Regions from separate parts of the Mus musculus genome. Here region 1 is linked to region 2. A link is a contact called in ENCODE Hi-C data. All regions are on one chromosome and are shown on one strand. The core of a region is the stretch at or near the end of the contact, and the rest is flanking DNA. Distances in the headings are between cores, read along the strand shown. Region 1 has its middle 12 kb from the start of Tfrc. Region 2 overlaps Litaf (LPS-induced TN factor).

Region 1 (6,547 bases), core at 897-3,396, about 22 Mb before region 2:
CCTCCAGTTACATAGCTGCAGGGACCACGTGAGTGGGACAATTTGAGAGGATTCAGTATCTATGAGATCCATTTTATTAAACCCCAGATTCAATTCAAAACCTGCACTCATATTTAAAATGAGAGGCAACCCCAGCCAAGTCTAAAAAGTTTGACTTTGCAGTGCAACTTTGCTGATGGTCCCACTTGACATTCTCCGTGCAAGCCTATTCCTGCTTCCTGACAACTTTACGTTTCCAGGATCCATACACCTGCCTTTGCTGAGAGCTGAGCTAAAAGAATTATGTACAATTTGGTTTCTAAAATGTCAGCTTGGCTTTTCACATCCTCATCTTCCTTCTTCTGACATCGGGGCCTTCCTCTATCTGAATTGCCCTCCCTCCATAATTGAAACCTGATGTCCTAATACTTTAGATGAACTACATATCATTGTTTGTTTGTTTTTGATTAAGAAGAGTCCTTTGAAAGCTAGTTTGTGGTTGCTTATACCCCAAATCCCAGCACTTGGGAGGCAGAGGCAGGTTGGTCCCTGAGTCTCTGTATGAGACCAGCCTGGTCTACCACCAAGTTCTAGGACAGCCAGAGCTACACAGAGAAATCCTGTCTTGAAAAAACAAAAACAAAACAACGACAAAAAAGAGGCCTTTGAAAAGAAGTTGTAACTGTTTATATAATTGAAGAAAATGAACAACTGTGTAAAAGAAGCTCCTTGGCTCAGCAGACTATCTCAGTAGGTAAAGGAGCCTGGTGCCAATCCTGACTATCTGAGTTCAATTAAAGTTATTATAGGAAAAGGAAGAAGAAGAAGAAGAAGGATAAGGAGAATTATAAGAAGACCAGAAATAAAAATCCCAAGTAAGCAAATTCAATATGCAGGAAAAATACTGAATCATCAGAAAATTTTTGGTTTCCTTGGCCTAATACACATAGTAGACAAAATTTCCCTCTGGTAACCGGTTCTGCCCAGAGTTTCATTTCCACATGGAAATGTGTTCAAGGAGGCCAATTTTTGGTGGTCACATCTGGGAGGGCTGGCCTGGCTTCCTTTGGTTTATGTCAAGGGCATCCTAAATGTCAGAAGAGTTGTATTCCATGGCTGGGATTCAGTCCTCAGAGTCACTTCATGTTAACAGAGTCCCTAAACTCTCCAGGTTCAGAGCTGGTACTTAGGTCTCTGTCATCTTATTTAGCCTCAGGTATTGTACCCATTTTATGGATGAAGATGACAAAATAATTGGCTACAAGTGGCACTGCTTTTAATAGCAGAACCCAAGTTTAAGATTCTTTAATGTCTCACACGCTCACACAGGCATAAATGCAGACAAAACACCGATGCACAAAAATAAAAGATAAGTCACCCTTAAAAAATAAACAGATAGATTAAATAAGTAAATGATTACTGCTTCAGAGCCCAGTGAAGTGGCACAAACCTTTAATCCCAGGAAGGCAGAGGCAGAGCTCTGTGAGTTCAAGGCTAGTCTGGTCTACAATTTAGCCCAGGACAGGGCTACAGAGTAAGTGCCTGTCTTACACACACACACACACACACACACACACACACACACACACACACAGAGGCACACACAGGCACACACACACAGGCACACACACACACAGGCGCACACACACACACAGGCACACACACACACACAGGCACACACACACACAGGCACACACACAGGCACACACAGATACACACACACAGGCACACACACACAGGCACACACACACACACACAGGCACACACACAGGCACACACACACAGACACACACACACACAGACACACACACACAGGCACACACACACAGGCACACACACACACAGGCACACACACACAGGCACACACACACACACACACAGGCACACACACACACAGGCACACACACAGGCACACACACACAGACACACACACACACAGGCACACACACACAGGCACACACACACACACACACACAGGCACACACACAGGCACACTGGTTTCAGTGAGGAACTGGAGCATTTGAAGAGGACCCTTGGCTTCTGTAATAAAGTCAACTCCAGGAGTTCAGAGTGAGCGGTGACAGCATTGAGAGCTGGACAGAGGAGATTCTGGGAAAGAAGCCCATTTTGCTGAGCCCCATAGCCACTGTGGCTAAGATGGAGATCTCACGCTGACATTATAGCAGCAGACTACCCTGCAGTAGGGAGGGGGAAAGTGCCTTTCTGTAGGGAGCCTGATTCTAGCCCAGCACTTCTTAAACTTTAATGTGCATGGAAGGCTCTGGCCTTTTTAAAAACGCAGATTCTGCTTTGGAAGGTCAAGGGTGTGGGGGATGACTTTGCATTTCTAACAGCGAGGTGGTGCCAGGGCTGCTGAGCTGCAGCACAGGGCTGCAGGGGAGGAAATCACATTAACTGTCTCCATTCTCCTCACAGACAGGGCAAGCTGTGTGGCCAGCTGGCATGATATCTGCCTGGTAGCTTCCCCCCCACCCCAGCTATGTGGCCTATTAGTCTAAAAATTAGTCTTAAATTTTTTCGATGACACTGTCTTAGTCAGGGTTTCTATTCCTGCACAAACATCATGACCAAGAAGCAAGTTGGGGAGGAAAGGGTTTATTCGGCTTACACTTCCATACTGCTGTTCATCACCAAAGGAAGTCAGGACTGGAACTCAAGCAGGCCAGGGAGCAGGAGCTGATGCAGAGGCCATGGAGGGATGTTCTTTACTGGCTTGCCTCTCCTGGCTTGCTCAGCCTGCTCTCTTATGGAACCCAAGACTACCAGCCCAGAGATGGTCCCACCCACAAAGGGCCTTTCCCCCTTGATCACTAATTGAGAAAATGCCTTAGAGTTGGATCTCATGGAGGCATTTCCTCAACTGAAGCTCCTTTCTCTGTGATAACCCCAGCTGTGTCAAGTTGACACAAAACTAGCCAGTACAATTGACCCCTTGTCAACTTGACACACAAACACATCACTAGTAAGCCTCAACCCTTAATTTCTTATTCACCCCCAAGATCTAAACAACATTAAAAGTCCCACAGTCTTTAATATTAAAAGTCAATCCCTTTAAAATGTCCAATATCTTCTAAAATCCAAAGTCTTTTTACAATTAAAAATCTCTTAACTGTGGGCTCCACTAAAATAGTTTCTTCCTTCAAGAGGGAAAATATCAGAGCATAGTCACAATCAAAAGCAAAAGTCAATCTCTAACCATCCAATGTCTGGGATCCAACTCACAATCTTCTGGGCTCCTCCAAGGGCTTGGGTCACTTCTCCAGCCATGCCCTTTGTAGCACACACGTCATTCTCTAGGCTCCAGATGCCTGGACTCCACTGCTGCTGCTGCTCTTGGTGGTCATCTCATGGTACTGGCATCTCCAAAACACTGCATGACCCCTTCAGTCCTGGGCCATCAATTGCAACTGAGGCTGGACTTTCACCAATGGCCTTCCATGGCCTCTCACAGTGCCAAGCCTCAGCTGCTCTGCTCAACTCCTTCATGCCTTCAAAACCAGTACCACCTGCGTGACCCTTACACATTACCAAGTCCAGCCACAGCACAAGGTACAACTTTGGCTATATCTGGAACACAGCCACTGTGCTCTCAGAAAACACTTCCCAGAAGATTTCACCTCAATGATGCTGGTCTCTTCTTAATCACCGCTAATTTCTTAGCTCCAGCTAACCAGCATCAATAGTTCCAGTAATGCAGTTTTTGCTTTGGTAGTTCTGGTATCTTGTTAATCACAGCTGATTCTTCAGCCCCAGCTAACCAGAACTACAGAATCTTCACAATCAAAACAGCAATGGCCCTGAAAAGAGTCTTTAATTTTCCCTCTGAAATTTCACAAGCCAGGCCTCCATCTTCTGCACTGTTATCAACATTATCTTCCAAGCTCCTACACAACATCCCACAGAGCTCTTAACAATGAATGGATCTTCAAGACCAAAGTTCCAAAGTCCTTCCACAGTCCTCCCCAAAACATGGTCAGGTTGTCTCAGGAATACCCCACTATGCTGGTACCAATTTGTCTTAGTCAGGGTTTCTATTCCTGCACAAACATCATGACCAAGAAGCAAGTTGGGGAGGAAAGGGTTTATTCGGCTTACACTTCCATACTGCTGTTCATCACCAAAGGAAGTCAGGACTGGAACTCAAGCAGGCCAGGGAGCAGGAGCTGATGCAGAGGCCATGGAGGGATGTTCTTTACTGGCTTGCCTCTCCTGGCTTGCTCAGCCTGCTCTCTTATGGAACCCAAGACTACCAGCCCAGAGATGGTCCCACCCACAAAGGGCCTTTCCCCCTTGATCACTAATTGAGAAAATGCCTTAGAGTTGGATCTCATGGAGGCATTTCCTCAACTGAAGCTCCTTTCTCTGTGATAACCCCAGCTGTGTCAAGTTGACACAAAACTAGCCAGTACAGACACTGACAATTTTTGGTGGCCATCCCACTCAAAGTTAAATAAAACAGCCTCAAAAACACTCAGTACCTTTGCTGGGAGTCTAAAATTACCCAGCAACCCACCTGTCCTAATTCTTGTGAGGACTTCCCCTCCTGAGAAGACACTAGATCCCATTCTGAAGAACACACTGGTTCTCTTGCTTGGTACAAACTCATGAACTGGCCTTGTAAATCTGTGTTCTGTGCCCTTGGGTACAGATTACTTGATAACCTTGAATGAACTAATAAAATGGAGTTTCTGAAACTATAAACCAGAGGAACGACCTGGGAACTCCACCAAGTGTCCTGGAAAAGGCTGCGGGCTGGGGACTAGCCAGCCCTCACTGCTCTGCTCTGGGACGCTCCTGTAGATGGACCCTGAGCAGGCTAGAGCAAGAGTAGGATGTTTCTAAAGCAAATACTATCAATGTCACAATTGCAAACAAAGAAACAAATCCTGCTAGGAAAGAGACAAAAATTACTATCTTGCCTAACTCCCCTCCCGCTGCCCACTTCCATAGTCACAAGACACGAAGGGAAGGGTCCTGAAGTGCACATTTAGGGAACCTTGATTGGGAGTCGGGTGAAAGTTCTGTTGAGTGTGGCAATAGACTGGGCCTACTTCCCCCTTTCTACTTGTCTGATCCTAAGCAAGCTCACGAAGGCAGGGAGGGTGGGTGCTGGAACTTATCATCAATCAACTCTTGCCTAGGATAGACGGGATAGATCATCCCGTCACGGTGGCTCTAATCAGGATGTTTCTGACCCACCCAGAACTTTCTCAAGAACTGTACCTGTAGATACCACTCCAGCCCATCTGAATGTCTCTGGGCAGTTAGTTTTGGAGGGAGAGGGGATGCAGCCTTGGTCTTGGCCAGATGGTAAGCACAGTCACTGGGCTGGGTGCAAATCTATATTGAGACCTGAGCCGCAGAGGGCACCTATGCAGTACCAGAGACTGTAGTGCTTCATCGTGAAGTCTGAGTTTGCTCTGAGACCATCTGTCTGCCCCCTACTTCCTGTCTCAGGGATGCCTCTGATTTTCCACTTGTTCACAGAAGAGATTCTATGACTAAGATTGGCTGCGCCTTCATAGCTCATGTCCCCATTCTTTTCCTCTTTTCACTGGTGTTTTGATAAAGTATCAGGTGTCCGCTGTGCAGCAGGCCACGTTGAAACTAAGTAACAAAGAGTTTCTCCAGAGTAACCCTTGAGCTCTCTCTGATGATGGATCCATCAAGTGCTTGCAGGGGAGAGGTCTTTCCCACGTGCACCTTTCTTGTCCAGCGATCGAAGCATTTGGAATATTAAGAGACATAGTCTTGTTTTAGGATTAGACGTCATAGACAAATGGACAACATAGAAGGACCACTAAAATCTTCTATAATTACCCCCTTCTAAGAGCTTTTGTAGAAACAAACTAGCTCTGAGGTCTACAATTACCAAGCATTATCTAATTATGTGATGAGCTGAGGGTCAGATCTCTCTCTCTCTCTCTCTCTCTCTCTCTCTCTCTCCTCATGTATAAGTATGTATTTGTGTGCTTTCTCTAAATTTCAGAGTCTTATTCTCAGGTGCCTGGGTGACCCACCAAATTCAACCCACCAAAAAAACCAAAACCAAAAGCAAAAACGAAAAAACCCAGCCCAGCATCTGTTCATCCCACAGGGCGAGAATAAGACCACTACCACAAATTTAAGCCAAGTTTGAAGTAAGGTTTAATACTGGCCAGGAGGAGAGCTCTCTGAGGCTCTCAGAAAAAGGCCATGAGTTTTGCAGAGACTTAAAAGGCAAACCCCATACTTCACCACATTTCTCATCAGCTCCAGTCAGGGGAAAGCATACATCCTGACCTATTTCCTGTACACGTACCTCCTGCCCACGTGTGTTCAAGCAAACCCAGAGCAGATGGGTCAAACAAGCACAGGACAAATGAACAACATATCCTTAACTGCCTTAACTGCACACAGAACCCTTAACCCGCAAGGTAGATTGTTCCTGCGTTGGTCAAGGTGTATTGTTCCAGGGTATTGCAAGGTTCTTCTTCCTCCTTCTCAACGCTGATGCTCCTGCACCCTGTGCCCTCTGCTTCTCTGCTTTGCAGATACAGGGGAGAGC
Region 2 (7,275 bases), core at 4,732-7,231:
CCACTATGAGCTTGGGCTCTGGGGTAACCACTGTGGCCCCAGCTCTCATGTGTGAACACCAGCCACTCCTTGCTCACTGAGTCACCTGTGCTGTCTTCTGCCCTTAGTTGCCGTGCAGACCGTTTATGTGCAGCAGCCTGTCTCCTTCTATGACCGCCCCGTCCAGATGTGCTGTCCTTCCTGCAGCAAGATGATCGTGACCCAGCTGTCCTACAATGCGGGAGCCCTCACCTGGCTCTCCTGTGGCAGTCTGTGTCTGCTGGGGTGAGTGAACTGCTCCTTAGCCTCTGGAGGATGCCCACTCTGGGGTGATTGGTATTCAGAGTGGGAACTTAGCTATGGTAGGGGCTATCCTGTGCATTGTAGGAATGTGTGTATGAGTGTGGGAATGTGTATGCATGACTGTAGAAGGTTAGCCTCCTGTTTGTCTTGTGTATTAAGACAAGGTCTCTTACTGCTCTTAGACATGCAAAGAGGTTAGGGTGGCTGAATAGTAAGTCCCATAGACCCTGACCAGCTCCCCACCTCAGGATTAGAAGCTGATGCCAGCATGCCTGCTTCCCCGATACCCTCAAGATAATTTAAGAAATTACTTCCCTTTTCTCCTTCCTCCCTCCCTCTCTTTCTTTCATTTTCTTGTGTGTGTGTGTGTGTGTGTGTGTGTGTGTGTGTGTGTACATGGACATATGCCATGGCACACAAATCAAGGTTCAAGGACAACTTTCAGTGGACAGTTCTTTCTGCCATGTAGTTCAAGGAATTGAACTCAGGGCCTCGTGCTTGCAAGGCAGAGTCTTGTCTGGCTGAGCTATTCCCAGATACCTGGAGGATTTTTCTTTTTTTCCTTCTGTTTTTATGCTGCTGAGGTCAGAACTCAGGATCTCAACGTGCTAGGCTTGCTCCTGTCTGTGTACCTCAGCCTGGTTGAGGATGTTGAAGGCTGAGCACAGTGGTGTGTCCTATAATCCAAGCACCAACAGGAGGAGGTGAAGGCAGGAGAATGAAACTTAAGGGCTGCCTGGGTTACAGAGTGAGACCCTGTCTCAGTAAAACACAAAGCAGGGCCAGCAGATAGCTCAGCAGCTAAGTGTGCTTGCCGCCAAGCCTCACAATCCCCAGAACCCACACGGTGGAAGGAAAGACCAGACTCCCAAAAATTGTCCTCAGACCTCCACACGTGTGCCATGACGCATAGTTTGGGTTTTATGATATTTGTAGGAAGCCCTACCTGTGTGCAGAAGTTGACTAGACTGACTGTAAGAGGAGTCATCTGGGGAAGTTGATTTCCTCATCACTAGAACTCTGAAGACAGCTTTGTCCTCAAGTTAACCCCAGCCCACTCCTGTTGAAGTTTGACTGGATGCTGCCGGCTCATTTGTTGGAATTTTTCACGTTTATGCAGCTAGGTTGGCTGAACAGGCAAAACACAGGCCATGGGGCCATCGAACATGTGAACTCTGTGTCCCTCCCCCCCCCCTCCCCACCCCACTCAAGACAAGGTTTCTTTTGTGTAGCCCTGGCTGACCTGGGACACACTGCTGCCCAGGGAGGCCTGTGTGACTTCTTTGCAAACCAGTTTGCCAGTCCTTATCTAAGATGGTGATGGCCTCTACTTCCTCTTCCTCTCTTCCTCTCCTCCTCTTCCTCCTCTTCCTCTTCAGCCTTCTCCTCTTAGAGAGGCTCGCCTTGAAGTCACAGTGTACCCAAGGGTGTCCTTGTACCGATCCCCGATCCCCCTGCCTCTACCTTTCTAGTGGTTGGATTACAGCCCTGTACCACTCTGTCTCATTTATGTGGTGCTGGGTGGACCCAGGGCTTTGTATCACAGTCCCAGAATGCTCTGCCTACCTTTTGGGTTTGGTTTTGCCTATTTTATGCCCAGGATCCAGTTCAGCTCTCCCACATGCTGTGCAAGTGCTCTCCCACTGAGCTACATCCTGAGTGCTGGTGTTCTATTGCTTTTCAAGTCTTAACTGTGTAGCCCAGGCTGACTTTGAATCAAAGTCTTTCTAGTGACAGGATTGCAGGTGTGCACCACCACGGCTGGCTATGTCTCCTTTCCATGTCCTTTTTTACTCAGTAGCATACTTAGGATACTGGTTTTGGGTTTGGGGACCCATCTAGAGTTTCCAGGGTGGTCCTGTATCAAGAGAATTATTTTTTTGCAAAGACCTTCCCCCTTCCTTTTTTAGTCAGGGTCTCATGTATCTAAGGCTGGCCTCCAACTGCCCCAGGTAGTCAGAAATGACCTTGAACTCCTGATTCTCCTGCCTGTATTCCTGCTGGAATTACAGGCTTGCACATCTGATACAAAGGGTTGAACTCTAGGCTTTAAGCATGCATGGGGCATATTCTTCCAGACTGTCTTCAGCTCCACCCCAGCCCATCAAAGGCCCTTCTGGGATTCCAGCGCAAGTGCACCCAGCCTCCTTCCGCAGCTGGTGACGTGTTCCTTGTCTCTCCTCCCAGATGCGTTGCTGGCTGCTGCTTCATCCCGTTCTGCGTAGACGCCCTACAGGATGTGGACCACTACTGCCCCAACTGCAAAGCGCTCCTGGGCACCTACAAGCGCTTGTAGGACTTGGCCAGCCCGCCACTGCAGAGGTAGTAGACAATTGCTACCAGAAGTCACCTGACCCTTGCCCAGCCAGAAGAGCTTGATGTCATCTCTTCGTGGGCTCCATCTTCGTGTCTTTTAGGGGGTGGGAAAGGTAGGAAGAGTAACAAGCCTCCAAGCCCAGAAACTGCTGCTGGAGTTGTGCCCTGCACATGCGAAGACGTGGACCTTGGGTGTTGTCTCAAGGGTTTCCTGCCTGCTCATGTTACCCCACTAACTGTGATTGTTACCCCATTTGCATCTCCTCTGCTGATTTGCCATTGGTGCCAGTCTCAAACCCCGAAGCCACGATTTGCCTTATTTTTCACTGTTTGGCTTGATCTATTCCCATCCCTGAGACAGAGCCTGCCTTAAAGACTGGTTTTGTAATGACAGACGTCTCTGGCACTCAGAATCACTTTAATTTCATAGAGTTGGGTTTTTTATTTTTGTTTTTTTTTTTCCCAAGTGCACAGAAGGGCTGCTCACACCCACCAGACACATACAGATAAGGTCACAAGTACTAAATAAAAGGCTCACATTCCTTCCTGTCTCAGCTCCTGGCCTGTGAAGGGTCTCCTTTCTCATACAGTTTCTGGGAACTCCCTTTGTTCATAAACACAGATGAAAGTTACTTGGCAGGGAGACATTTCTAGAATAACTTTTGTAATCACGATACACCATTTCTCCATTTGCTGGTGTGTTTTTAGTTGGTTCTGTTTTAGTTTTTCACATTCAGTCCAGCTTGTTGGCCAGGCCAGCCTCGAACTCCTAGGGGATCCTCAGTCTTCGGCTCTCAGACATGCAGGGCCCTAGCTGTGTGCCTCTACACCCACTGGGCCTTTTGTTCTGTTTTTCTTTGACAGAGAAACAAACAGGTAATTTCATTGCCTGCCTATGTAGGTTTGGTGTAGTTTTGAAAGCCTTGTCTCTGTGGGGTCTCTTTGAGGGAGTTGGGGGACCTCTATTTGAGCCCTGCTTCAGTGCCGAGAGATTGGGAGTGGAACTCCCTGAAACATGATTTCAGTTTTTAGAGATGACCTTCTGTGGTACGGTCATCATGGTCTCCAACATCACCAGACCAAGTAGAAGGATGTCAAAGACAAATTCAGGGCTCTTTCTAGGGTGACCACTCTGCCGTGTATAATATTGTCCCAGTCTGGCCAGCTTTCTAGGAGGCCCTGGCTCCATCCTAAGTCTACACAGGATCTGCTGCAAATAACAGTGTACGGAGTCAACCTGACCCGGAACAGAAGTCTGCATGCTGGTTAAGATGCAGCCTAGCCATTGCCTGAGCTGTTCATACAATGATCCGGAAGTGCTAGCCATTATTTTTGCAGTGAATTATGGATACCATACATGACTTTGATATCTGCTTTTAAACAAATAAAATCTTTGATCACTCAGTGAACAATCCAGTTCACCTTTTATGAAGAAAGGCCTTGTGTTGTGTTTCCAGGCATTGCCCGAAGAATCTTAAGTTGCTCTGTTACACTAGAAAATCCTTCCTGACCCACACCTCAGGCTTCAGCTGCAGCAAGATGACTGTTGCTAACGAGTTGCGTTCGAAGGTTTGGCTGTCGGGAGCCCTTAGTCGTCATCAATGGCAGCAAGCCACGGCTTTCAAGTTTTAATAAAATGCCAAGAAGGAAGCTGTCCCCATTCATTCTCTGAACAAAACCCTCCTTGTTCATTGGCCCAGGGTGGCTATGAGATACTAGGAGAGGGGGTGCCAAGCCCAGAGCATGGCTGCCACCCCATTCTCCTACCTGTGGTGACAGCTTCAAGTTGAAAGGTATGGGGGAATTGAGTCATTTAGTTGTGGTTTGTATTGCACTGAAACCCTTATTTGTGTTGTGAAATTGCTGCTCATGGGGTCTCAACTATGTGGTTTCTCTTTTATTTGGTCAAGTTCAAGGCTGTGCATTAGAAGTTTGGCTGTCATTGTGATGTGTAACTGATCTCAAGCTGGTATTCATTACCCCTGCAGAGTCTTCTAAACAAAGGCCCTGTGTGGAGGACTGCAAGATATAGATTACTTGGAGTAAATTGCCAGGTGCCCACGTGCTTTTGTGAATTTAGACTCCTGCCACTGTGTCTTGGGGGATAGACAAGTATGCTAGTCTAGCTGGCCTCTCAGGTCCCCAGATCTACCTAGGCAGACTCTGCTAGCTGGCTAACAGTCACCGTACATCCAAGGCTTCCTCCCACCACACCCCCAAACAGGATGGAGGCTGTGTGGGGACTCTGTACAAACTCTCAAGAAGGGACTTTGAACATGGCTGGCCTTGGTGCCCATTGCCCCAGTACATGGAGGGGTGGATGTTTCCTGGTGAGCCTGTTGGTAGAGAAGCTGGGAGGGCAATGCAGGAAGCTGCGGCGAGGGTGTGCGGTGAGGGTGTACGGGAAGTGAGTGGCCATCAGTAGTCCCTGCTGCGGCGAGGGTGTGCGGTGAGGGTGTACGGAAGTGAGTGGCCATCAGTAGTCCCTGCTGCGGCGAGGGTGTGCGGTGAGGGTGTACGGGAAGTGAGTGGCCATCAGTAGTCCCTGCTCCTGGGCCACCACTGCTTTTGACTTGCAAAATGGTCTGGGTGTGGAAGCTTCTTTCTCAGGATCTCTGCCTTTTCCTCACTCCCTCATGCCAGTTCTTTACTACTAGGGATTGAATCCATGGCCTCTCAGGCTCTAGGTACGGGACCAGACCAAACACCTGCCCTGCTAGGGAGTCCAGCTGCACTTGTTTGCAAGAGGTCCTCCTTGCTGAGCTTGTTGTCTGTGTACCCCCGCTCCCCCGTGGAGGGATGGAGAGGGTCATGGGACCTTCACCTGACTCCAGGCACTCCCTGTTTGCATGTAGCCTCCAGAGGTCTGAAGAGCTGAGTAGACTCAGCTGAGCTGAGAGAGGCAGCTCCAGTGTGGCTGTGGGGAAAACCACCACTGCTTGGTACTGACTTTCCTTTGCAACCTCATGGGGGAGGAGCATCACACCCCTGCAACAGACCCCTCACCTGCATTCTCTAAGGAGTTCCAGTAAACTCATTCATGCCCTGAGTGAACTTGGGCAGAACTTGGCCTGGACTTGTTATTTCGACCTTGGGATGAGAGAGGTAGAATTTGCTTATGTCCTTGCTGGAAGGAATTTTAGTAACACTGTGACATCTTGAGCCCTTGATTTGGCCATTTATTGGTTTTTCTGTTCTGTTTTGGTTTGGAACCAGGTCAGGGTACACAGTTCAGGGAGATGGGGAGCTCCAGGGGTGCCTTCACCCTCCCTGCCCTCCCCCAACCCAGCACTGGGATGAGAGGCACCCACTCAGAAAGACTCCAGAATGCACAAAAGGGCAGCATGACTGCTGGGGGCGGGGGAACTTGAGGCTGCTTCCCTAAGCTGTAATTTGCATTTTGTGTAAGTGTCTGAAACTAAAGCAGTAGGAAGAATGTGTATCCCATGCCAACTGGGAGGTGGTGGTTGGGCATCGGCTCTCCCTCCATAGGCCTCAATCTAAGACAGCCAAGAGTGCATATCTGGCTGAGGGGTCTTTTTGTGTGTCTTCCTGAGTGTATGCATGTAGGGGTTTGGGTGTGGCTGGAGTGGAGGGTTTGTTATATAAGCTTTTCTAAAATGGACAGTGTAGCTCTGTGCTGTGGGAGCTTGGTGTGTGTGTGTGTGTGTGTGTGTGTGTGTGTGTGTGTGTGTGAGTGTGTGTGGCAGAGCTGTATCTCCGATAACAGTGACATGGCCAGCTCACCAGCTGCCAGCCTAGGACCAGCTGTTTGTGGCCACTGAAGCATAATGGCAGGGTGCGTCCCGTGTCACACTGTGTGGATGATTGGGTGTAGCATTCTCTCTTCTGCTGCCGTTCTAGGTTGGTGCGCTCTTATTTTGTGTGTTGCTTGCCCTGTGCCCGGCAGCAGTGAATCAGTGCAGGCCTCCACCTAAGACAGTTGTGAGTGTGTTTGTGTGTATCTCTCTGTTTCTGTGTAGAGGAAGGGATGGATCTGCAGGCCAAGCCCCCTTGAGAGAAGCTGCTAAGATACAGTACCTTGCTAACATGGGCACTGAAGGATGCTTAAGCACGCTCCTACCTGGCTTTCCCTACTTCCAGCCATTCAGTCTTGCCTGGAGTCCCAGCCAGGACAAGGCATCGTGGGGAAGACTCGCTAGGCCAGGTGAATGCTCTCTCAGCAGCAGGAAGCTTTTGTACATGGAACCTGCGGGGACCCCAAATCCCTCTAGCAGCATGACCAGTGTGGGCTGGCTAGCACAGAAATGCTTTCATTGTATTGTTTTAGTAATTAGAAGGGGAAATGCCTATATATGGTAACAAGCCTTCCTCCTTTAACAGCCGAGGAGCTGAGCTGTCTCTCCGCCCAGTACGATGACATACTGACCTGGGCTTGGGCGTTACAGTACATGGATGACCTCCTGAAGATTTAGGTCAGTTTTGGTCAGTTACACTCCCTTTTGATGTCCTTTTCCGTTTTCTATTTACTTATTGTTTGTTTATTTATATTTTTTCCTTTCCTTTCTTTTTGAGAGTTCTATAGCCCGTGTTGGCCATGAACTTTTATGTGGCTATGTAGCCAATAATGACCTTGAATTTCTGATCTTCCTGCCCCACCTCCCTAGTGCCGGGATACAAGCAAGCACTAGTTGCCCAGTTTATGTGTGCTAGAGA

What was found. Hi-C counts contacts between places; a loop is a spot of excess contacts on that map.
Region 1: a map of T-helper 2 cell shows a loop between it and region 2 (26-fold over the local background). The contact joins two enhancer-like sites. A Hi-C loop is called at or near these places in 3 of 37 maps with a recorded cell type or tissue (T-helper 17 cell and T-helper 2 cell).

Annotation. Positions count from the first base shown.
Region 1 is chr16:32,593,832-32,600,378 of GRCm38, reverse strand. No RefSeq gene overlaps it. Among named protein-coding and RNA genes, the nearest start is that of Tfrc, 12 kb to the left of the region's middle. Within about 2 kb of position 2,146, at least 1 of the 3 ENCODE cell types and tissues checked has a DNase peak (open chromatin) inside an H3K27ac peak, as active enhancers do.
Region 2 is chr16:10,956,246-10,963,520 of GRCm38, reverse strand. It overlaps Litaf (LPS-induced TN factor), which reads left to right. Exons shown (of 4, transcript NM_019980.2): 3 at 108-264; 4 at 2,470-4,248. The coding sequence ends at 2,578. Among named protein-coding and RNA genes, the nearest start is that of Litaf, 33 kb to the left of the region's middle. Within about 2 kb of position 5,981, at least 1 of the 3 ENCODE cell types and tissues checked has a DNase peak (open chromatin) inside an H3K27ac peak, as active enhancers do.